Regions from separate parts of the Homo sapiens genome. Here regions 1, 2 and 4 are each linked to region 3. A link is a contact called in ENCODE Hi-C or POLR2A ChIA-PET data. All regions are on one chromosome and are shown on one strand. The core of a region is the stretch at or near the end of the contact, and the rest is flanking DNA. Distances in the headings are between cores, read along the strand shown. Region 1 overlaps BCAS4 (breast carcinoma amplified sequence 4). Region 2 holds the start of BCAS4 (breast carcinoma amplified sequence 4). Region 3 overlaps NFATC2 (nuclear factor of activated T cells 2). Region 4 has its middle 22 kb from the start of MOCS3.

Evidence for each region. A loop is a pair of places that touch in the nucleus more often than their neighbours do. ChIA-PET counts read pairs that join two places held with the same protein, here RNA polymerase II (POLR2A). Pooled maps may share reads with other maps.
Region 1: a pooled map shows a loop between it and region 3 (6-fold over the local background). The contact joins two enhancer-like sites. A Hi-C loop is called at or near these places in 9 of 37 single-sample maps with no recorded cell type and 4 of 50 pooled maps.
Region 2: a loop to region 3 is called in a pooled map, with 3 times the contacts of the local background. The contact joins the promoter of BCAS4 here to the enhancer-like site in region 3. A Hi-C loop is called at or near these places in 2 of 37 single-sample maps with no recorded cell type and 5 of 50 pooled maps. POLR2A ChIA-PET finds 5 or more read pairs at or near these places in 1 of 52 experiments (OCI-LY7).
Region 4: a pooled map shows a loop between it and region 3 (10-fold over the local background). The contact joins two enhancer-like sites. A Hi-C loop is called at or near these places in 6 of 50 pooled maps. POLR2A ChIA-PET finds 5 or more read pairs at or near these places in 3 of 52 experiments (AG04450, activated B cell and activated T-cell).

The regions. Positions count from the first base shown.
Region 1 is chr20:50,816,199-50,821,648 of GRCh38, reverse strand. It overlaps BCAS4 (breast carcinoma amplified sequence 4), which reads right to left. Exons shown (of 5, transcript NM_198799.4): 2 at 3,367-3,438. Among named protein-coding and RNA genes, the nearest start is that of BCAS4, 24 kb to the right of the region's middle. RefSeq lists enhancers at 792-1,293, 2,277-2,326, 2,814-2,863, 2,874-2,923. Within about 2 kb of position 3,153, at least 22 of the 41 ENCODE cell types and tissues checked have a DNase peak (open chromatin) inside an H3K27ac peak, as active enhancers do.
Region 2 is chr20:50,793,145-50,798,296 of GRCh38, reverse strand. BCAS4 (breast carcinoma amplified sequence 4) reads right to left here and starts at 3,236. Exons shown (of 5, transcript NM_198799.4): 1 at 3,124-3,236. The coding sequence starts at 3,213. RefSeq lists a silencer at 2,684-3,503.
Region 3 is chr20:51,526,281-51,531,991 of GRCh38, reverse strand. The region is part of intron 1 of NFATC2 (nuclear factor of activated T cells 2); the gene reads left to right. Among named protein-coding and RNA genes, the nearest start is that of NFATC2, 14 kb to the left of the region's middle. RefSeq lists enhancers at 522-691, 732-781. Within about 2 kb of position 2,416, at least 7 of the 41 ENCODE cell types and tissues checked have a DNase peak (open chromatin) inside an H3K27ac peak, as active enhancers do; they include OCI-LY7, where a contact is called at or near this core.
Region 4 is chr20:50,978,471-50,983,933 of GRCh38, reverse strand. No RefSeq gene overlaps it. Among named protein-coding and RNA genes, the nearest start is that of MOCS3, 22 kb to the right of the region's middle. Within about 2 kb of position 3,778, at least 3 of the 41 ENCODE cell types and tissues checked have a DNase peak (open chromatin) inside an H3K27ac peak, as active enhancers do.

The DNA.
Region 1 (5,450 bases), core at 1,904-4,403, 710 kb after region 3:
CTGAAGACCGAGGCAGGGACCTGGGGGGACAGTGGTCCGTGGTGTGACATCACCTGCTCCTAGAGGACCCTACTCATCCCTAACTTGGATTTCAAAGCAGCTCTTAAAGAGAAAAAAGAGGCCCCAAGCTAGGGCTGATCACCGGACACCTCTCTCTGTAGTCATGTAGCCCCACAGCACACAGCAGACATACCAGGTAAGCCAAGCATGAACCTCTAGGGGCCAAGAGGATTTCTAGAATATAAATGGCATTGGCACAGCGTGCCCATGCAGGGGCTGTAAGCTCAAACACCCCCAGGGGTCCCACAAGCGTCACATATTTGCAGAACTGGCTGGGCACATTCTGTCAACACAGACACATGGGAAGAGTCTTTGCTTCCAAAAGGATGCATGTTCTCTTCCATTTCTTGGAACATGGGATCCTCTTGGTCTGGCTTTACTTTCCCACTTTCAGTAGGGTCAAAAGAACAGAGAAACATCATCTATCAAAAATACACAAGCACGTGGCGGCTGTGGAGTCAGGAAGGCTCCCCGGGAGCAGCCAGCACTGTATCAAGCTGGAAAGCACGCTTGCTGCCCACAGCAGGTGGTCGCTTGCTTGCCACGTGACATGGCGGCCGATGCTTGCAAGGTAGGAATGAGTACCCCAGGAGGGCCAGATCTTTGCTTTTCTGAGAGAAGCCGGAACTCTAGATTTTTCACATGAAATTCTAAAAATGTCACAAGCTAATGCCTGCTTTTTTCCCCCCCAGAAACATCAAATTATCTGCAGGCAGGATTGGACCTGTGGGTCATCTGTGTGTGGCCTCAGGATTAAATCTTTCCATGAAGCATCTCCAGGCTTCGAGTTAGGAGGACCTGCCTGATGCTGCCTGCAATCTTGAGTCTCCTGGCAACACAGACACACACACTTCCCACCACAGGAAGCTGTGATGGTTTTTCAGGGCTGGGCCACATGGGTCTCTCCGCCTGTCCACATGGACTTCTGCCCCCAGCCCTCTTCAGGCTGATGCTGGGTCTCCTTGCGCAGAATGCCCATGTGGATGACGGGATGGGATTTGAAAACAAAGGTGTCCCTGGAGCATCCATCCACACCATCCTCCCGACCTGCCTTCCCTGCCCGCAACCACGATCCTTCACCCAGTGCCCAGCCATACCACATCCCTGGCCTCCCCGCCTTTGCACAGGCTGGTCCCTCTGCCTGAATGCACTCCTTCCCCATCTGTTGAATTCTCTATTTCTCCTTACAGCCCCAGATTCATCACCACCTGTTATACGAAGCCTTCCCAATTTCCTAGGCAGGACTTAGCACCCCTGGCTCTGGAATCCCTTCACACCTTGACCTTACCTTGACAACAGCACTGTAGCATGGGACGGCACCAACTGATACCCAAATCAGTCTCCCCACATACACTGGGGCTTGATGGGAATGGAGATGGACTGAACTCTCTTTGCATACTCAAGTTTATGACGGGGCCCATTCATGAGAAAGTGCCCAATGCAGCCGGGCATGGTGGCTCACGCCTATAATCAATCCCAGCACTTTGGGAGGCCGAGGCGGGAGGATCACTTAAGGCCAGCAGTTCAAGACCAGCCTGGTCAACATGCTGTCTCTACTAAAAATACAAAAATTAGCCAGGCATGGTGGTGCATGCTTGTAATCCCAGCTACTCAGGAGGCTGAGGCAGGAGAATCACTTGAACCCGGGAGGCAGAGGTTGCAGTGAGCCGAGATTGCATCACGGCACTCCAGCCTGGGGGACAGAGCGAGACTCTATCTCGAAAGGAAGGAAGAAAGGAAGGAAGGAAGGGAGGGACGGAGGGAAAGACGGAAAGACAGAAAGACGGAAAGACAGAAAGACAAAGACAGAAAGAGAAAGAAAGAGTCCAATGCGTGGTGGTAAAGAAAGGACAATCCAGGCTGTTAAAAGCCTGTCTTGTTACCTAGCTCCCACCTGGACCCACATCTGAACGTAAAAATTGACTCAAGAGAAGAAACCATATAGGTCCTCTTGGGATTTCTGCTGTGACCCTAGAGGCTGGGCCGAGGTCCGCTGAATAGGTAGGGATGACTCAGTGCCTGCTGTCTAGGGTGGCTTTGTGCCGGGCACAAAGAAAGGCGTTCAATGAACATCTGGGGCTGCTGTTACTGTTACTCCCTTGGGTTCTCACAAACACTCTCAGGGTCCGGACACGGTGCTTCTCAGGGACATAAACGCACACCACTGGGCCCAGGTGGCCAGGCTTCCTCCACTCTGGGGAGACACAGGGCCTGGTCACAATATGGAGCTCTACCCTTTGGGCCTCCAGGCAGACACCTCAAGCCCAGGTTACTGGTTTGCCTCTAATAAGCTTGGGAGCTTCTAGAAAATTCTATCAGCACTCCTGGGGGCTCCACACCTGGCTGGCAGCAATCCTAGGAACACTGGGATCTAGAAGCAATTTCTTTTTCTTTTCTTTTTTTTTTGAGACACAATCTTGATCTATCACCCAGGCTGGAGTGCAGTGGCGCAATCTCAGCTCACTGCAACCTCCACCTTCCGGGTTCAAGCAATTCTCCTGCCTCAGCCTCCTGAGTAGCTAAGATTACAGGCGCCTGCCACCACACCCGGCTAATTTTTGTATTTTTGGTAGAGGCAGGGTTTCACCATGTTGGTCAGGCTGGTCTTGAACTCCTGACCTCAAGTGATCTGCCCGCTTTGGCCTCCCAAAGTGCTGGGATTACAGGTGTGAGCCACTGCACCCAGCCTCTAGAGGCGATTTCTAGAGACTCTGGCGTGGGAGGCTTTGTCTTCTGGGCCATTGTCTTCCATCTTCCTCCTCAGCCAGGCTAGTAGATTTGGGCCAACCAGACAGAGTAGGAGGTAAAAGCAGAGAGAACAGAAGGATTCAGGAAGGAACTCGATGCCCAACTCCACCACGGGCTGTGGCCTGGGCAAGAGGCTCCTCCTAGGCCTCGCAGGCCTGAAGCCATTTCCTGGCTGTCTCCATGTTTGCACAGGGGACGGTGCAGAGCTGAGGAAAGTTAAATATAGTCTAGCGTCCCCGCTGAACGGCTCCCTGCATCGGTGCCCGAGAGTGCCACCTTGTGGTCCACTCCTGGCTCCTCTGCGGAATAAAAACCATCTCGAGGGAAGGACGAGATCAAGATGGCCGCCTCAGGAAGCACTTGGGGTTGAGTGAGAGAGAGAGAGCGAGAGAGAGAGAGAGGAGGGAGTGTTTGCACGTGGCTTTCCTCTCAGCGCTGGCCGCTGCCCCATTCCTCCTGGTTGCTAACTCACCACCAAAATGGCTTCCGCAGAAAACTCCAGCAAGGGCCTGAAGTCTGGCCTGGGCCTAAACCCACGCCTTCCAGGCAGCCACTCACCAGGTCAGCCAGGCTGCAAAACTCTTCCAGCCTGAGGAGCATGCCCTCGATGGTCTCCTCCACCTCCTTCGCCTGAAAAAGAGACGATATCCTGGAGATTAGCAAGTGGTTTCCAGGGAGACAAACACCCTTCATTTTTTTTTTTTTTTTAAAGCAAACTAAGTCTTAGGATTATGTGCCCGGTTCCTGCTCGACCCCCTTCCACTGCCTCCTTTGAAAGAGCAATAAACAGGCAGCAGTCCTGGCGCCCATCACGGAGGACTGGTTAAAGCCACCACGGCCTCTCCATTCTATGCAGCTTTCAAAAGAGACAAGATCAACAAATACAGGAAATAACAAAGCTACCCGTATCCTCCACGTTGTACAGATGAGGACACGGAGGCTCAGAGAGGTGGGGTAACCTGCTCAAGATCACACAGTTAACAAACAGCGGGGCAAGGATCCTAATCCAGATGGAGTCCACAACCTCACAGCCTGCTCTAATAAACACAGTGGCCCCGGTGATACCCCGGAGAGGAAAAGCAAGCTGCAGACGGTGTCAGATACAAACCATACCAAAAAAAATGTGTGAGGCGGGCGGATCACCTGAGGTCAGGAGTTTGAGACCAGCCTGACCAACATGGCAGAACCCCGTCTCTACTCAAAATACAAAAATTAGCCGGGCATGGTGGCGTGTGCCTGTAGTCACAGCTACTCCGAGGCTGAGGCAGGAGAATCGCTTGAACCTAGGAGGCGGAGGCTGCAGTGAGCCAAGATTGCACCACTGCACTCTAGCCTGGGCAACAGAGCGAGACTCCGTCTCAAAAAAAAGTACATGTCTTCACAGAGAAAGGCCTGGAATGATATGTGCCAGACTGCTAATAGTTAAGAGATGTGCTTATACTTAAAAAATTTGTTGTTTATCTGAAATTCAAATTCAACCGGGCATCCCATAGTTTCTTTGGAAACCCTATTAACAGGGCTTACTTAGCCCTGGGCAGGAGGAGTTGGGAAAGGGACTCTGACAAGGGAAACTTGAATTTTTTATGTTATGTAAAGGGTCCATGGCCGGGAGCAGTGGCTTATGCCTGTAATCCCAACATTTTGGGAGGCCGAGGCAGGAAGATCACTTAAGTCCAGGAATTCGAGACCAGTCTGGGCAACATGGTGAGACTCCATCCCTTTAAAAAAAAAAAAAAATTAGCCCAGGTGCACTGGCTCACGCCTGTAATCCCAGCACTTTGGGAGGCTGAGGCGGGCAGATCACGAGGTCAGGAGATCGACACCATTCTGGACAATGTGGTGACCCCATCTCTACTAAAAATACAAAAATTAGCCGGGTGTGGTGGCACACACCTGTAGTCCCAGCTACTCAGTAGGCTGAGGCAAGAGAATCGCTTGAACCCGGGAGGCGGAGGCTGCAGTGAGCCAAGGTCACACCACTGCACTCCAGCCTGGGCGACAGAGCGAGATTCCGTCTCAAAAAAAAAAAAAAAAAAAAAAAAAAAAAAATTAGCCAGGCATGGTGGTGCATGTCTGTAGTCCCAGCTACCCAGGAGGCTGAGGCTGCAGTAAGCAGTGATCGCACCACTGCACTCCAGGCTGGGCGACAGAGTGAGAACTTGTCTTTAAAAAAAGAAGAAGAAATAAAACCCAGTCATCAGGCTGGACATTAACATAAATGAGTGAAACAGGCCATCAGGCTTGTGATCTGAGAGGTGCTCATCCAGTCCTCCAGCTGCTGGCCACTAGCTGCCATCAGGAAATGCAGGCCCGGAGCTGCCAGATCTTTCCATTTTCCAAGAGAAGCCAGAAATCCTAATTTGATAGGAAATGCCCCAATGTTTAAACATTGGAACACATTTAAAAAACCCTTTAATGCTTCACAAATTAAGCCAATAACGAACGTGCAGAGGGCCTGCCAGTGTACAACTGCTTCATGCACTTGTGTAAAAATTAGGGAAATAATTAGCGGTTTGGCCAGGCGTAGTGGCTCACGCCTGTAATCCCAACACTTTGGGAGGCCAAGGTGGGCAGATCACCTGAGGTCAGGAGTTCGAGACCAGCCTGACCAACATGGCGAAACCCCGTCTCTACTAAAAATA
Region 2 (5,152 bases), core at 1,987-4,486, 730 kb after region 3:
TGAGACAGAGTCTCACTCTATTGCCCAGGCTGGAGTGCAGTGGCATGATCTCGGCTCACTGCAACCTCCACCTCCCAGGTTCAAGCGTTTCTTATGCCTCAGCCTCCCAAGTAGCTGGGATTACAGGCTCATGCCACCACATCTGGCTAATTTTTGTATGTTTAGTAGAGACAGGGTTCCACCATGTTGGCCAGGCTGGTCTCAAACTCCTGGCCTCAAGTGATCCGCCTGCCCTGGCCTCCCAAAATGCTGGAATTACAGGTATGAGCCATGGTGCCTGGCCACCTGTTTCTTTTTCATGTGGCTCCTAGAACACTAAAAATTGCGTAGGTGGCCACGCACAGTGGCTCACACCTGTAATCCCAGCACTTTGGGAGGCCGAGGCGGGCAGATCACCTGAGGCTAGGAGTTCGAGACCAGCCTGACCAACATGGAGGAACCCTGTCTCTACTAAAAATACAAAATTCGCTGGGCGTGGTGGCGCATGCCTGTAATCCCAGCTACTCGGGAGGCTGAGGCAGGAGAATCGTTTGAACCCAGGAGGTGGAGGTTGCGGTGAGCCGAGATCACACCATTGCACTCCAGCCTGGGCAACAAGAGTGAAACTCTGTCTCAAAAACAAAAAAAATTGCATAGGTAGCTCACATTTGTAGCTCCAATTATATTTCTATTGGACAGTGTTTATGGATACATGCTCATGTTATTTTTAATTTTTAAATTTTTGTTCGTGTTATTTTTAATTTTTTATATTTTAACATTTTTTTGTAGAGACAGGGGTTTCCCTGCGTTGCCCAGACTGGTCTTGAACTCCTGGTCTCAAGTGATCCTCCCACCTCAGCTTCCTAAGTCGCTGGAATTACAGGCATAAGCCACTGTACCCTGCCTCCATGCTATTTTTTTAAATTGAGATATAATTCACAAACCACAAAATTCACCCTTTCAAAGTGTACGATTCAGCAGTTTTCAGTATATTCACAAATTTGTGCAACCAACACAACTATCTAACATCCAGAACATGTTCATTACACCAAAACGAAGCCCCATACCTTCCCATTAGTAGTCCCCACACATTTTTCCATGCTATTTTGAGTAAAGAAAAGCAAGTTGCAGGACAGTATTACAGCAGCAAGTGAGGTTTCATTTAAAACTAATATAGATGGGCCAGGCATGGTGGTACATGCCTATAATCCCAGCACTTTGGGAGGCTGAGGCCAAAGGATCTCTTGGGCCCAGGAATTCAAGACCCGCCTGGGCAACATAGTGAGATCTCGTCTCCACAAAATAACTTTGTTTTAAAAGTTAACCTGACATGGTGGTGCGCACCTGTGGTCCTGGCTATGCGGGAGGCTGAGGTGGGAGGATCACTTGAGCCCAGGAGGTTGAGGCTACATTGAGCTATGATTGTGTCACTGCACTCCAGCCTGGGTGACAAAGTGAAACCCTGTCAAAAAAAAAAAAATTAAAAACGTCTGTTCAAAAATTATTTTAAAAATATGTGGAGATGGCTGGGCGCTGTGGCTTACGCCTGTAATCCCAACACTTTGGGAGGCCGAGGAGGGTGGATCACGAGGTCAAGAGATAGAGATCATCCTGGCCAACATGGTGAAACCCCGTCTCTACTGAAAAATACAAAAATTAGCTGAGCATGGTGGCACACGCCTGTAGTCCCAGCTACTCGGGAGGCTGAGGCAGGAGAATTCCTTGAACCTGGGAGGCGGAGGTTGCAGTGAGCTGAGATCATGCCAATGCACTCCAGCCTGGTGACAGAGCAAGACTCCATCTCAAAAAAAAAAAAAAAAAAAAAAAAAATATATATATATATATATATATATATATATATATATGGAGAAAAAGAAAAAGAAAAAAGAGAAAACTCATATATATGTATATATATATATATGGAAAGATATTTTATGGTTTTTTTTTTTGAGAGGGAGTTTTGCTCTTGTTGCCCAGGCTGGAATGCAATGGCTGATCTCAGCTCACTGCAGCCTCCGCCTCCCAGGTTCAAGCGATCCTCCTGCCTCAGCCTCCCAAGTAGCTGGGATTACACACCCGGCTAATTTTTGTATTTTTAGTAGAGACGGGGTTTCACCATGTTGGTCAGGCTGGTCTCGAGCTCCTGACCTCAGGTGATCCACCCGTCTCGGCCTCCCAGTAGTGCTGGGATTACAAGCGTGAGCCACCAGGCCTGGCGAGATAGATTTTTTTTTAAATGTCTCACTCTGTCGCCCAGGCTGGAGTGCAGTGGCATGATCAAGCCTCACTGCAGCCTCACTCTTCCCCGTCCCCTATCCCCATCCCAAGCAATCCTCCTGCCTCAGCCTCCCAGAATGCTGGGACCACTGGCATGAGCCAATACTCTGCCTAGGCAGATACAGATATCTACATTTGTAAATGCATTTTAAATGTCCGGAATGATTTATACCAAACAGTTAATGCTGGTTTTCTAAGAAAACTAGAATTGGGGTGGGAGAGAAAAGAGAAAGGGGTGCATAGCCTTTATGTTAAATACTCCTGTACTGCTTTTGTGGTTTAAAAAGAGAATGGGTTGAATTTCTGACCGTAAATAACTCCTAGTGAACTCAGACAAATAACTTTTTCACAACAGCGTCGACAGATGCCTCCAGCCGGAAGGTAGAGGGTCTCGTTTTAGATCTGCTTTTCACTTGGTGCTTTTAAAATAGAAAGCGCAGACAGAGGCGTGGTGTTTTCGCTCCGAGCTGCAGCAGCGCAGCGCGGCCCGCACAGCCGCAGCCTGAGGCGCCGCTCGGCCCGGGCACCGCTCGGAGGTAGCCGGGGCAGCAGAGGTCCCGGGGTCCGCCTCTCCCAGGGCCGGCCTGGCAAAGGGCGGCGCCTGAGGACCCGGCGGATGCTGGGGGACCCGGGTGGGGAGGGAAAGCGAGCCTGGGCCTCCGGGGCCCGGTGTCGCCCGGAGGAGCGAGCAGGGACGACCCGCTGCACATCTCTGCGTGGCGCCCCGCAGCCACCCTTCAGGAAGGGGGGAATCCCCGGGCCCCCCACTCCGGGAGCGAGAGGATGCTCCGGGGAAGCCGAGGGTCCGGAGCCCGGACCCCTAACCGCGAGAACCCTCTCCTCCAACTCCACAGCCCCGTCCCCTACCTCGGCCCCAGGCTCGGGGGTCAGGAAGAGCGCGAGCTCGCGCGCCCCGCTGCGCATGGGCTCCGGCTGATCAGCGTCCACGAGCAGCATCAGGAGGGCGACGGGGTCCGGCTGGCGGAGGCTGCCTGGGAGCCCGTGGTTGCGCCCGGGCCTCGGAGCCCCGCCCCCGGTCCGCTGCATGCCCCGCGGACCGCCTGGCGGAGGCGGGGCAGGTGCGCTCCCGGCGGTCGCGGCTCGCAGCTCCAGGAGCGCCGGGCCGAGCGGGCAGCGCCACCCAGTGGCGAGCGGCGCGCGCTGCGCCCGCCCCCGCAGCACCTGGGCATCAGTGCTTTGCAAACTCGCTTGCAGATGGCAGTCACCTGGAGCTCTTTTAGAATTTCCCAAGCCTGGACCACACCGTCTCTGGGTTAAGACCTGGGCATCAGGATCTTTTGATGTTTGTTAGGTGGTTCCAACCAGATTGTTGACCCAAAGCTAAATTTGAGAACTATTGGGGCAAGCCACCCCTCCCCATCGGAATCCCGGTAGAGTACAGGCTCCCGGCCCCGGACCCGGCCGTAAAATAGAATCCCCGGGAAGCTTTTAAAAGCCCGGAAGCCAGGCCTCGCACCAGGCCGATTAAGTTGGAATCCTTCGGAGTGGGGCTTGGGCATCGGTAGTTTCTAAAACTCCCCGGGTGATTCTAACGGGCGTCCGGGTTAGAGAGGCGCTAGCTTAGAGGAAGCCCAAAGCCGCCCGCCCCCCACCCGTTCCCATCCTACTAAAGCATCTAGTTTGCATCGGGCGGAGGGTCCTGGAATTTAGGGAAGGCCGAGTGTGACGGTCCTCGTCTTCCTCTTCGGTGCGGATTTTAAAATAAACTTCACCAGGAAACTATTGAGCGCACTACATTTCACAACCGCACCCACTCCCTCCATGCCCTCGGAGGCCGGCCTAGATAGACCCTTTACAAGCCTTGGGGCTGAAGAGAGCGAGGTGCGCCTCATCTCCCACCCCAACAGTGCTAATGAGGAAAGTACTAAAAGGCAAATAGGTATAAGACAAGTCTGAAGTTTTGATTTTTCGTTTGATGACTTATTTTTATTTTTAATTAATTAATTTTTTTTTTTTGGAGACGGAGTCTCGCTCTGTCGCCCAGGCTGGAGTGCAGTGGTGCGATTTCGGCTCACTGTAACTTCCACATTCCGGGTTCAAGCAATTCTCCCCCTCCCTCAGCCTCCCGAGTAGCTGGGATTACAGGCGCCTGTCACCACGCCCGACTAATTCTAATTTTTGTATTTTTTAGTAGAGACGGGGTTTCGCCATGTTGGCCAGGCTGCTCTCGAACTCCTGACCTCAGGTGAGCCACCTGCCTCGGCCTCCCAAAGTGCTAGGATTACAGGCGTGGGCCAGCGCCCCCTGCCTGCTGACTTTTCTTTAAATGTTAAATCGCCTCACAAAAAAAAAAAAAAAAAAAGGCTGAGCTGCTTGGGCAAACATAAGGAGACTCCATCTCTCTAAAAGAAAAAAAAAAATTAAAATTGCAGGATGTGGTGGGGCACAACTGTAGTCCTAGCTACTGGAGAGGCAGATGCAGGAGGATTGTTTGAGGCCAGGAGTTCAAGGCTACCGCGAGTTATGATCGCACCACTGCACTCCAGCCTGTGTGACACAGTGAAACTCTGTCTTTTGTTGTTGTTGTTGTTTTTTAAAAAGGAGGGGCTGGTATCAAGGGTGCAAATAAATATATAGGACGTCCCACACCTTCCTCTCCATTAAATCTGAATTTATATTGTAGTTGGCCACCCTAGGTAGGGGCCTAAACAACACATGTTTGACCTGCCTTTTGTGTAGTCCATCACTGCACAATTCCCACTTCCAAATCTGTCCACTGCTAATTTCTCCCTATCCAAATATCCAGGCCTTCAGGCCAGTCATTTTCTGGAAAATTCTTGGCAAAGACTTGGGCCTCAAGTGCTTAAGGGTTTTATAGGAACTCACTGAGCCCACACTCGGCCATTCGTCATTGTCATGATTTCCCTGATGCTCT
Region 3 (5,711 bases), core at 1,167-3,666:
TGGAAGCACGTTTTACCTCCTCCACACATTTTCTGAAGGTCAGCAGGATCTGAGGTAAAAAGAGAATTCCTAAAGTGCTGACCAACCCATTTTATTTTTATAAAAATGTCTTCCTTTTTTTCGTAATGCTTTCGAAGGGGTTGGGGACTAGTGCGTTCAAGTTGTTGTAAAATAGACTAACTATAGCAGGGAAAGGGCAGAATTGTCACCGAAAAGATTGTTCTTTCAATAATAATCCAGTAGGCCCCATTTACTGGGTATTGATTCTGTGTGTCTTGGGCTTTGCATAGGTTAGGGAAACCGACAGGCTTGTATCATCACCAGTGTCATCACCCCGTGTCACACATGAGGACATGGAGTTTCCCCAAGTCTCACAGCCGGGGGTGGGAGTGGATCTGGAGTCCCCTAACCCCGTGCTACCCTCTGTTGACTGAGACCTGGATCTCAGCGTAGAGCTCTTGCTTGGTGGGGCAAAGAGGAGGGCTGAACTGGCCTCCCCAGCAATCTTGTCCTGTAGTTTTTGGGAGTGGCCAGAGATTTCTCCACATATTCACAGGGCCTACCTATTGGGTAAGCACCCAGGAACTTGATGAAAGGAGGGGTGATAAGAATGAGAACTTTCAGGTGTCTGCCACAGAGATGAGCGTCACCTGCCAGGGCTGAGAGTGAGAAGATGTCTCATTTCTGAATCAGTTCAGGTTGAGGGCGTGAGTCATGAGTTGATGCTTCCAGCAGTCTTTGGGCCTCTGCTGTGCGCAGGCCTCCTGTGCCATGCTGGGGCTCTAAAGCCAGGAGCCGTGGTTCTCAGCTGGGGGCGAGCCTGCCTGGCAGGAGATGTTTGGCGATGCCTGGAGACATTTTTGGTTGCCACAACGGGGAGAGGGACAGGGCAGCTGCTATTGGCATCCAGTGGGTAGGTGGCTGTGAGGATCAAGTAATTTACTACATGTAATGTGCTTATAACAATGCCTAGCATGTAAGTTCTCAATATATTTTAGCTGCTTTTTCTGCATTATAATCATCTTCATAATAATTATTGATGTAAGACTCCTATCTGCCTCTAAGAACCTCAGAGTCTAGAGGGTAGACAGACGAGTGAATCCATAGATAGACTTCAATGTGGGACTCTGTGGGACCTGGGAGTGTAGAAGAGCTGCCTGATCCAGCCTGGGGAAACAGGGAGGGCCTCCAGGAGGGGGTGGCTCAGGTCAAGTCATGATGGATAAATAGTGGCTTGTTAGGAGATGTAAGGTCGGGAGGTATGGAAGGGAGTTCTGGGTAAGGGGAACAGCATGTGCGTGACATGGAGGTACAGAGGCCCTTGAGCAGCAACCTCTGAATCCCCCATCCCTGCTTCTATCTTCTTCCTCCCTTTGGTACTGATGCTTCGTATGCAGGCCAGGTACCTCCCATGGTAGGTGAAATGGATTTTAGGTGGTCCACCAGTGAGGACGTTGTATGTGCTAAGAACTATTTTTCAGCGCTATTTTCTCTTTGAACTAGTCAGAAGGAGTGGAGTTTCAGGCCAGGCATGGTGGCTAATGCCTGTAATCCCAGCACTTTGGCAGGCCGAGGTGGGCAGATCACTTGAGGTCAGGAGTTCGAGACTAGCCTGACCAACATGGTGAAACCCTGTCTCTACTGAAAACACAAAAAAATTAGCCGGGCATGGTAGTGGTCACCTGTAATCCCAGCTACTCAGGAGGCTGAGGCAGGAGAATCGCTTGAACCCGGGAGGCGGAGGTTGCAGTGAGTCGAGATCGCACCACTGTACTCCAGCCTGGCAACAGAGCAAGACTCTGTCTCAAAAAACAAAAAACAAACAAACAAAAAAGGAGTAGCGCTTCAGTGAGGTACTGCTGTACCATTGACACCTTTCTTTCTAACACTGGCTCCTCCCTTTCCCTGTTCCTAGGTCTTGACTTTCTGGGGTCTTGGAAATGTTCCATATTTTGATTATGTTGGTGGTAGCAAGAATGTATGACATTTGGCAAAACTCGTCAAACTCTATACTCAAAACACTGACATCTGTGTATATGAGTTATACCGCAGAAGCATTGGCGGGGGCGGGGCTGTATAAAGCCTCAGACTCAGAGCCTTTGCCCAGCCACTGTGTCTTGCTTGAATTTAGTAAGTTTTATTTTTATTGTATTTTTACCCTACCTTCTATTTATGGAGGTGACATTGATTTTCCATCTGCAGTAGTGGTGTAAAGTTTCCTTTTAAAATAAAAAAAAAATAAGTGAGTGAATTTAAATACTAGAAGTATTAAGTAAATACTTTTTGGTGGCACATGGATAGAGCAAAGATCGTGCAAGTGGTTAAAAAAAAAGCAAGCTTTTTGGAAATCCTCCTGAGAACATTTGGTGGTTCTGAGATGAAACTAACTTCACCCAGTGCCGTGCGGGCATCGTGATGACTGTAAGAAAGCCGCCTGTGAGCGTGGCAGTTGTTTAAGGAGAAATAGTGACGAATCTCAGCCACTGACTTAGAGAAATATTTTAATGATGTGCTATTTGTGAAATTTACTGTCAAATACCCAGGGGACTGAGAATTAAATGATTATTAATTATCTTCATATTCCCTGCTTGCTGGTAAACATTTAAAGTCTTGTCAAGAGGAAAAAAAAAAAACTGCCGCTTGGATTAATGAAAACCAATGTAAATGCTTTAAATACTTTTGCTCAGCACACTGGAGCTTTCTGTTTTTCAGAGCTCCTAGGGAGTGTGAGTGATGTGTGTTTTCAGGACTGCGTTTCTGTGGACTGTGCACATCAGCCCCAAGGGTGTGTTTCTGATAAGATACAGTGCAGTTCTTCTGATACGGCCGGAATTTTTGCTAAGAAACTTTTTGTGTTTTGTTTTTCTGGTTCGAAGGGCAGTGAATTCTCAGAATGTTGTCGGCCATGGGTTTGACATTCCTCTTTTCCTAGATTAAAACTCTGTGCTCTGTTACCTTCTAGGAAGGCGTGTGTGTGTGTATGTGCGAATTCAAATACACATTTACATTAAACTACAGCCTCACAAGAACTCCAGGCCTTACAGATGCTAGCTAGAAAAATCAAAGGATTTCAGAGCCAGAAGCCACCAAGGAAACTGATTCAGTTTAATGCTGTTCAGTTATAAATGAGAAGGTGTTGAGGCCTCCAGTGGGTGGGGGACTTTTCCAAAGTCACGCTGCTACTTAGTGGCGGAGCAGGACTGCACTCTTCATTTCCTGCTTCGTAAAACAGGGTTTCATTACTGTATATCATGCTATGTCACCTACCACCTATGAAATAAAATTAAAAATGTTTCTTTTGGGAGTTACATTTATTTTCTTACACAATTACACAAATCAAAGGAAGTCTCCTTTCTGCCATGCCACTGTCCTCCCATTCCTTAGTTCCCCTCCCTGGAGGATGTCACTATTACTTGTGACTTCCAGAGAAAGCCTGTGCATCCTTCAGCTGTGCGTGTACATCTGTCTGTGTGTGTACATATGTGTGTGTACATCTGTCTGTGCGTGTACATCTGTACATCTGTGTATATATGTGCAGGTGTAATCTGTATACATCTGTGTGTACATCTGTCTGTGTACATTGTGTGTACATCTCTCTGTGTTTGTGTACATCCTCTCACTTTTTATGCTGTGCACACTATACAGCTTGCTTTTCTCTAATACTAAATCTCAGTGGTCATTCCATGTCAATGCATAAAGAACTTCTTCAGGCCTTTTTGTAGCTATACTGTATCCCATCATATGAATGAGCCAGAATTAATTCATCCCCAATAGATGGGCTTTGGGTTGCTTCCAGTCTTTTGGGATTACAGTCAGGGTTGTAGTAATGAATCTTAAGCATACACAGGTCATTTTGCACAGGTGAGAGTATATCTGCAGGAAGAATTTTTTTTTTTTTTTTTTTTTGGGACAGGTTCTCATCCTGTCACCCAAGCTGGGAGGTGGTGGTACGATCATGGCTCACTACAGCCTTGATCCTCCCACCTCAGCTTCTCCAGTGGCTGGGACTACAGGTAGGTGCCACCATGCCCAGCTAATGAAAAAAAAATTTTTGTTTTAGAGATGGGGTCTCTACGTTGCCCAGGCTGGTCTTAAACTCCTGACCTCAAGCAATCTTCCTACCTCTGTCTCCCAAACGGTTGGGATTCCAGGTGTGAGCCACCATGACTGGCCCAGGATGAATTTCTAAAAGTAGCATTGCTTGGTTCCGAGGGCACATGTGGTTCCGGGGGCACGTGTGTTTGGAATTTTCATGGATATTACAAAATGACCCTCTCTAGAGTTATAGCCTTCTATCTTTTGGTTTGGATATTAGCATCTTTGAGTAATAGTTTATTCCAGGTAGACTTTTCTGAACTTGCCTCATTCATTCAGCCAACACATCCTTTCTGAGGGCCTGTTTAGTGGCAGGACCATTCCAAGTGCTTAGGGGCATGGCGGAGCAAGAGTCCTCATGGCATTTGCTGATTGGTGGGGGTGGATCTCGAGGTCGAGGGAAGGGCAGACTGGAGGTCGAGGGAAACGGAGCACTCCACAGTTCCTCAGTCGTTATGGTGAGATGTGCACAGAACACAGCAGGGGCCTGTGAGTGGGGCCTGAGCTAGTCAAGTGGTCAGGGGTCCTTCTAGAAGCATGCAGTACTTAAGCCCAGCTCATGGGCATGAATGGGCTTTAGTCCTGTGGAGAAGGGGGCCTGGCAGTGGGTAGGGGAGGAGCTGTTGAGGCAGGGGGAGCAGCAAGTACCAAGGTCCCGGGGCAGGAAGGAGCTTGATGCTTTTAAAAACTCCCCTTTGCCAGACACGGTTGTTCTCGTCTGTAATCACAACACTTTGGGAGGCTGAGGTGGGAGGATCACTTGAGCTCAGGAGTTGGAGACTAGCCTGGGCAACATAGTGAGACCTCCTGTCTACTAAAAATAAAAAAAAATTAGCTGAGCCCGGTGGTGTGCACTGGTAGTCCCAGCTACTTGGGAGGCTGAGGTGGGAGGATTGCTTGAGCCTGGGAGGTGGAGGCTGCAGTGAGCTATTATTGCGCCACAGCACTTCAACCTGGGCAGCTGAGTAAGACCTCAAAAACAAAACAAAAATCACCACACTCCCCTTTGGCTGGAGTTCAGAGAGAGGGAGGGGAGAGAGTGAATGCAGGCGAGGGTAGATGCACAGGCAGGGCCCAGCCAGGCTGCCTGGCGGGGGTCATTTATTTTTACCTAAGAGCTGTGGGGAGCCATTTTGGAAGTAGGGGTACCATATGGACCCTAAGAGATCAGCTTGGCTAAACTGGACAGTATTTCCTCTAGGATAGCCCAGAAAGGGAACAAGGAGGCTGAGGCTCACTGGGGTGGCCACCTGGGGTCCCCCAAAGCAGGAAGAGGGCTTGTTTCTGGCTGGCAGGCCCCGGACATGGTTCTTATATTTACTTATTCTCTCAGCCACTCGGCAAATGTTTATGGGGGCTTGCAAGTGCCAGGCCCTGTGGTAGGTGCTTGGCAGACAATGCTGGGCCACAGTGACACGGGCCCAACACTGACGGAGCTCTGGGTCGAGTGTGGGGTTGTAAAATTCTCTAAAGGGCCAAGGAGTAAATATTTCAGGCTTTGGGGGCCATTCGGTTCCCAGACTACCAACTCTGCTGTTGTAGTATAGGAGCAAGCTGTAGCTTGCTTTGTTCACCCTGTGTCAATAAATAGGCTGGCTGTGTTGTCATAAAACTAT
Region 4 (5,463 bases), core at 2,529-5,028, 550 kb after region 3:
GCCGGGCTGTGCAACCCTCCAAGTGTGAACTGACAGCCGTGTGTGTGATCTTTCTGCCCTCCTCAAGTTTGCATTTTTCACATTAAAGTTTACTTTTTAATTAAAAAAAAAATAGCTGGGCGTGGTGGCGGGCGCCTGTAATCCCAGCTACTTGGGAGGCTGACGCAGGAGAATCAGTTGAACCCGGAAGGCAGAGGTTGCAGTGAGCCAAGATTGCACCACTGCATTCCCAGCCTAGGCAACAAGAGTGAAACTCCATCAAAAAAAAAAAAAAAGTTTTTATCTGTGGTTTAAAAAAATGACCAAAAAATTTACCATCTTAACCATTTTTAAGTGTGCAGTTCAGTAGTGTTCATACACTCACGTTGTTGTGCCATCCACCTCCAGGACTCTTCATCTTGTGTAACTGAAACTCTGTATCCATTAAACGCTAATTCTCCCCACTTCCCTAATCCCTGCAACCACCATTGTACTTTCTATCTCTGTGAATTTGACTACTCTAGGTGCCTTATGTAAGTGGAATCATTCAGTGTTTGTCCTTCTGTGACTGGATTATTTCACTTAGCATAATGTCCTCCAGGTTCATCCATGTTGTAGCTTGTGTCAGAATTTCCTTTATTTTTAAGGCTGAACAATATTCCATTATGCATATATTATACATTTTGTTTATCTATTTATCTGTCAATGGATACCAAAAAGCTGCTTCCACTTTTTGGAAACTGCAAATAATACTTCTGTAAACATGAGTGTGCAAATATCTCTCCATAATCCTATTTTCAGTCATTTTGATATATACCCAGAAGTGGACTTGCTGGAACATATGGCAATTTTACTTTGAATTTGCTGGGGAACCGCCATGCTGTTTTCCACAGCAGCCACGCATTTTACATTCCCACCCACTATGCGGCCACGCATTTTACATTCCCACCAGCGATGCACATGGGTTCCAATTCCTCCACATCCTCACCTGTTATTTTCTGTTGCTTTGATAGTATCTATCCTCATGAATGTATAATCCTGTCTACTTTTGATGGATGGGGGCATCTGAAATCTCCAAGCCTGAGGCAGCCAAATTTCGAGAAAGCATCAATAATTCAGGTTCCTCTCTGAGAAAAAGAGAAGTGAATCCCTTGTGAGGATAACTCAAAAAATAATAATATCAAAGCTGGGAGAGAAGTTACAGGTCTTCCAATTCAAGCCCTTCATTTTACAGATGGGAAAACTGAGGCCAGAGAGGAGGGGTGTTTAGCTCTGAGCACAATTTGAGCTGGGAACAAAGTGACAGCTTTCATTCCACCTCACAACACTGTGGCCCGGGTCCAAGATAAATTTGCCTCAGTATTTGACAAGAAGGTTGTTCTTTCTGTCTGAAGGCAGAGTGCCCATGTGACTAAAGACAGTATTTACAGTTGTCAGGGCAGCGGCAATGATGCAGCTGACGCCTCCGGGGCTGGGTGGGGCTCCATGGTTACAGTCAGGGTGGGGCTCTTGCTCATCCTGGTCACTGGCTGGGGCAACACTGGGGTGGGGATGGGTGGGGGGGTCTCTGTCTGAAAGTTGCTGGCACATTCAGAGCCCTGAGCAAGGACTGGTTCCAATTCCCACCTCCCTGCTGTCTGTACACTGCTGGATAGAGATCCACCTTCTTCCCCCAGACCCGGTGCCCCTCGGCAGAGAGAGGGCTACCAGGTCTTACTTATCTAAGAATCCCTGGCCCCTTGCCCCAATCCCAGCCCCAGCTCCAGGCTCTAGACATGACAGCATCTAAGAGATGCCAGGTGCATACAGCTGAGCTTAGAAAAGGCTGGCTGCACACACCTGGGAACCACAAGCCCCTCTGCTCCTCAATCCTTAGAGAGGCAACAGAGCTGAACCCTGATTCTAGAGCCTGGGTTCCAATCCCACCTCTGACACCTGCCACAGCAGGGACCGAGGCCAAGCCCAGTAACCTCTGCCTCAGTTTCTTCATCTGTAAAGCAGGGATAATAATAGTACTCACCTCATAAGCTGATCTTGTGAATTAAATGAGTTAATATTTATGCAGCTGTTAGAACTGGCTCGCAGTTCACAACAATTGCTATGGTTGCGGTGGTTGGGATGTATTTATTTTAATGTCCATTAAGGGAAAAACTAAACCAGTACAGAAAATCTAAGACTTCATAGCCATTATGCTATAAAACAAAACAGACTAAAGTTGTTTAACAACAAAAAAATGGTTTTAAAGAATGTGCCTTTTTAAAGCACAAGTGTACAGAATGACAAATGTTTTAAAGTGATCTGGCGCCCCCTCCTGGTAATGGACAGTAGCTGTCCTGCCAATCCCCCCATTCTGAAACTGCTGAGGTCAGCGCTGTCACTCACTTCCCTCCGGGGACTGACTTAGGAGAAGAGTTGGTCCCATGGGAAGATGGGATGCTCCACATGGCCCGACCTGAGAAATGCATCCCTGCCGTGCTGAAGGAGCTCACCGGTGAGCCCACCCACCTCGCTGCCACTGTTCAATAGTTAAGGAAGTGCTCAAAGCTGGAAGGCGACCCAAACTTGGCCAGCCCCGCACTGTGCCCACCCTGAAATCCCTCTCCGGTTTCCCAGCCCTGCACAGCCCTGCCACAAGCTGGTTTTCTCCCAGGAACGTCTGCAGGATTGAGGAAGCCACAGGGCCCACCGAGGAGGCCCTCCTGCTCTGGCAGGGGTGTCCTGTTGAGCCCTGCTGGCCCAGTCCCAACGGAAGGAAGGAGTGTCCTTGGCTGGACCCCTGGGCTTCACACACCGCGCCGCCCAGTCCTCAGGAAGTCCGCAGAACACAGCCCACACTTCTCACAGTGGCCTGGCCCTGCGTCCTCTAACCCTGACTTTAGCCTGTCCCCTCTCTCTCCTTTCCGGACTCCAGCCACACTGGCCCTGCCTCTTCCTCAAACGCACAGAGCTCTGTCCCACTTCGGAGCATTTGCCTTTGCCGGTGCCTCCACCTGCCTGGGCTGCCTCCACCCAGACCCCAGAGGGCTCACTCCCACCCGCATGTCTGCGCCAGGTCCCGTCTCCCTCGAGGGTCCTGTTGGTGCCAGTCCCCACCTCCCTGTGCCACTGTCCTTTCTCATTTCCTTCAAGCCGGTCCCAACAGTGCAATTGTTGTCTGTCTTTCCCGAAGTCTCGTCTATTTCTCCCACCAGCTGTGAGCTCCAAGGAAACAGGTGTCACACCTGCCCGGCTCACTCCACATCTCCAGCCCACATTGTTCCACAAATGTGTGTTGAAGAGATGAACACTAGCCTCACTTTGCACACAAGGGAACTCAGAGAAGTGAAGTGACTTAAGGACAGACAGAAGTGTCTCCGAAGGTTACACCCTTGACCTGTGCCACACAGCCCAAGTTCAGCATGGCCTCTGAGTAGGGTAGGTCACCTCCCAATGAAGTAACTTTTCCCATTTGAGGGGGTCACCACTGGCCTACGAACCCTCCCACATCACTGACTCTGGTGACATCATACAGGCGAGATTCAGTCATCGGGTCAGCTGCATATGGTGCAATCCCTCAGCCCATGATTCATTCATTCCAACTGACATTTGCAAAGAATGTGTAGACACAATATAAGTGGAACGTTTCACTCACAGGGAAGAGGAACGGGTTACTCATTCCTTTAGCCACTAAATTGGCAAATGAATTTTTACTGCCTCCGAGAGCTGGAGACAAAGGAGGGGCCTATTCTAGATGTGCTTCTAGGCATACTCAAAAACTCAGACACATCACACAGGGGTTTTTTTTAAAGAGTCATCGAATATTCCAAACCTTATTCAGACTATAAGATGGTTGCCAGAGTGATTCAATCAATCATTCCACAAATAAACAAGGAAAGCATGTACTACGTCAGATGGTGACGGAGCCATGGAGAGAAACAAAGCGGGGAAGCCCAAGAGGAGATGCGATTGTAATTGGCATGTCTTAATTTTAAATTATTTAAGTTGACCTGGCACAGTGGCTCGTGCCTGTAATCCTAGCACTTTGGGAGGCCGAGGCCAGAGGACTGCTTGAGGCCAGGAGTTCAAGACCAACTTGGCCAACACAGTGAGCCCCATCTCAAATTTAATAATAATAAAAAATAAAATAAATGAATACATGATTTAAGTTAAGTAATGAAGGAAGGCCTCCCTGAGAAAGCGACATTTGGGCAAAGTGGAAGGAACAGCCCATGCAAAGGCCCGGAGGACCATGCCTGATGTGTTGGAGGCACAGACATAAGGTGGTGGGGGCAGGGCAAGCAGGGTGGTGAGGCTGGAGAGGAAGAGGGCAGATCGGAGTCCTCTGGGCAATGTGACTTTTACCCTGAGTGAGATGAGAGCCAGCGTAGGGTGGTTTTCTGTTTGACTTTTTTCTAGAGACAAGGTCTTGCTCTGTTTTCAGGCAGAGTGCAGTGACATTCTCAGAGATTACTGCAGCCTCCAACTCCCAGGCTCAAGCAATCCTCTGGCATCAGCCCCCTGAGCAGCTGAGGCCACAGGCATGCACCACCATGCCTAGGTAATCATGTGTGTGTGTGTGTGTGTGTGTGTGTGTGTGTGTGTGTGTGTGTGTAGAGATGGGGTCTCGCTATGTTGCACAGGCTGATCTCAAACTCCTGGCCTCAAGCGGGAGTCACAGGCATGAGCCATTGCAGCAGGCCAGAAGGGGGGCATTTTCAGCACAGGCGTAAAAAGATACCCCTGAGGTGTTAACACGTTCCCTCTGGGAACAAGAGACCAGAGAGGAGGTGACTTTAACAGTTCAGCTGAGAGGTGATGGTATGTGGACCAGGTGAGTGATGAGAAGCAGGAAGATTCTGCATGTTTTGAAGGTACAGCCCATAGGGTGTTGATGGCAAACGGAATGTGGGAATAAGAAAAAGAGAGGGGCCAGGAGCAGTGGCTCATGCCTGTAATCCCAGCACTTTGGGAGGCCGAGGCGGGTGGATCACCTGAGGTCAGGAGTTCAAGACCAGCCTGGCCAACATGGTGAAACCCTGTCTCTACCAAAAATATAAAAAATTAGCCGGGCATGGTGGTGGGTGCCTGTAATCCCAGCTACTTGGGAGACTGAGGCAGGAGAATTGCTTGAACCTGTGAGACAGAGGTTGCAGCAAGCCAAGATCACGCTACTGCACACCAGCCTGGGCAACAGAGCAAGAGTGAAGAGGAAGAAGAAGAAGAAGAGGAAGAGGAAGAAGAAGAAGAGGAAGAGGAAGAAGAGGAAGAGGAAGAATAAGAAGAGGAGGAGGAGGAAGAAAGGAAGGAAGGAAAAGAAAAGAAAAAAGAAAAAGAGAGGGGTCAAGAACAATTCCAAGATTTGTGGCCTCAGCACCTGAGAGGATGGAGGCTCCACTTTTGGAGCAGGGGATGGCCGTAGGAAGAGCGGGTTTGGCAAGGTGGGCTCAGGGGAAGTTTAGTGTATCAAACCAAAATTCTGTGGACTCGAAAAGATCAAGATGATCC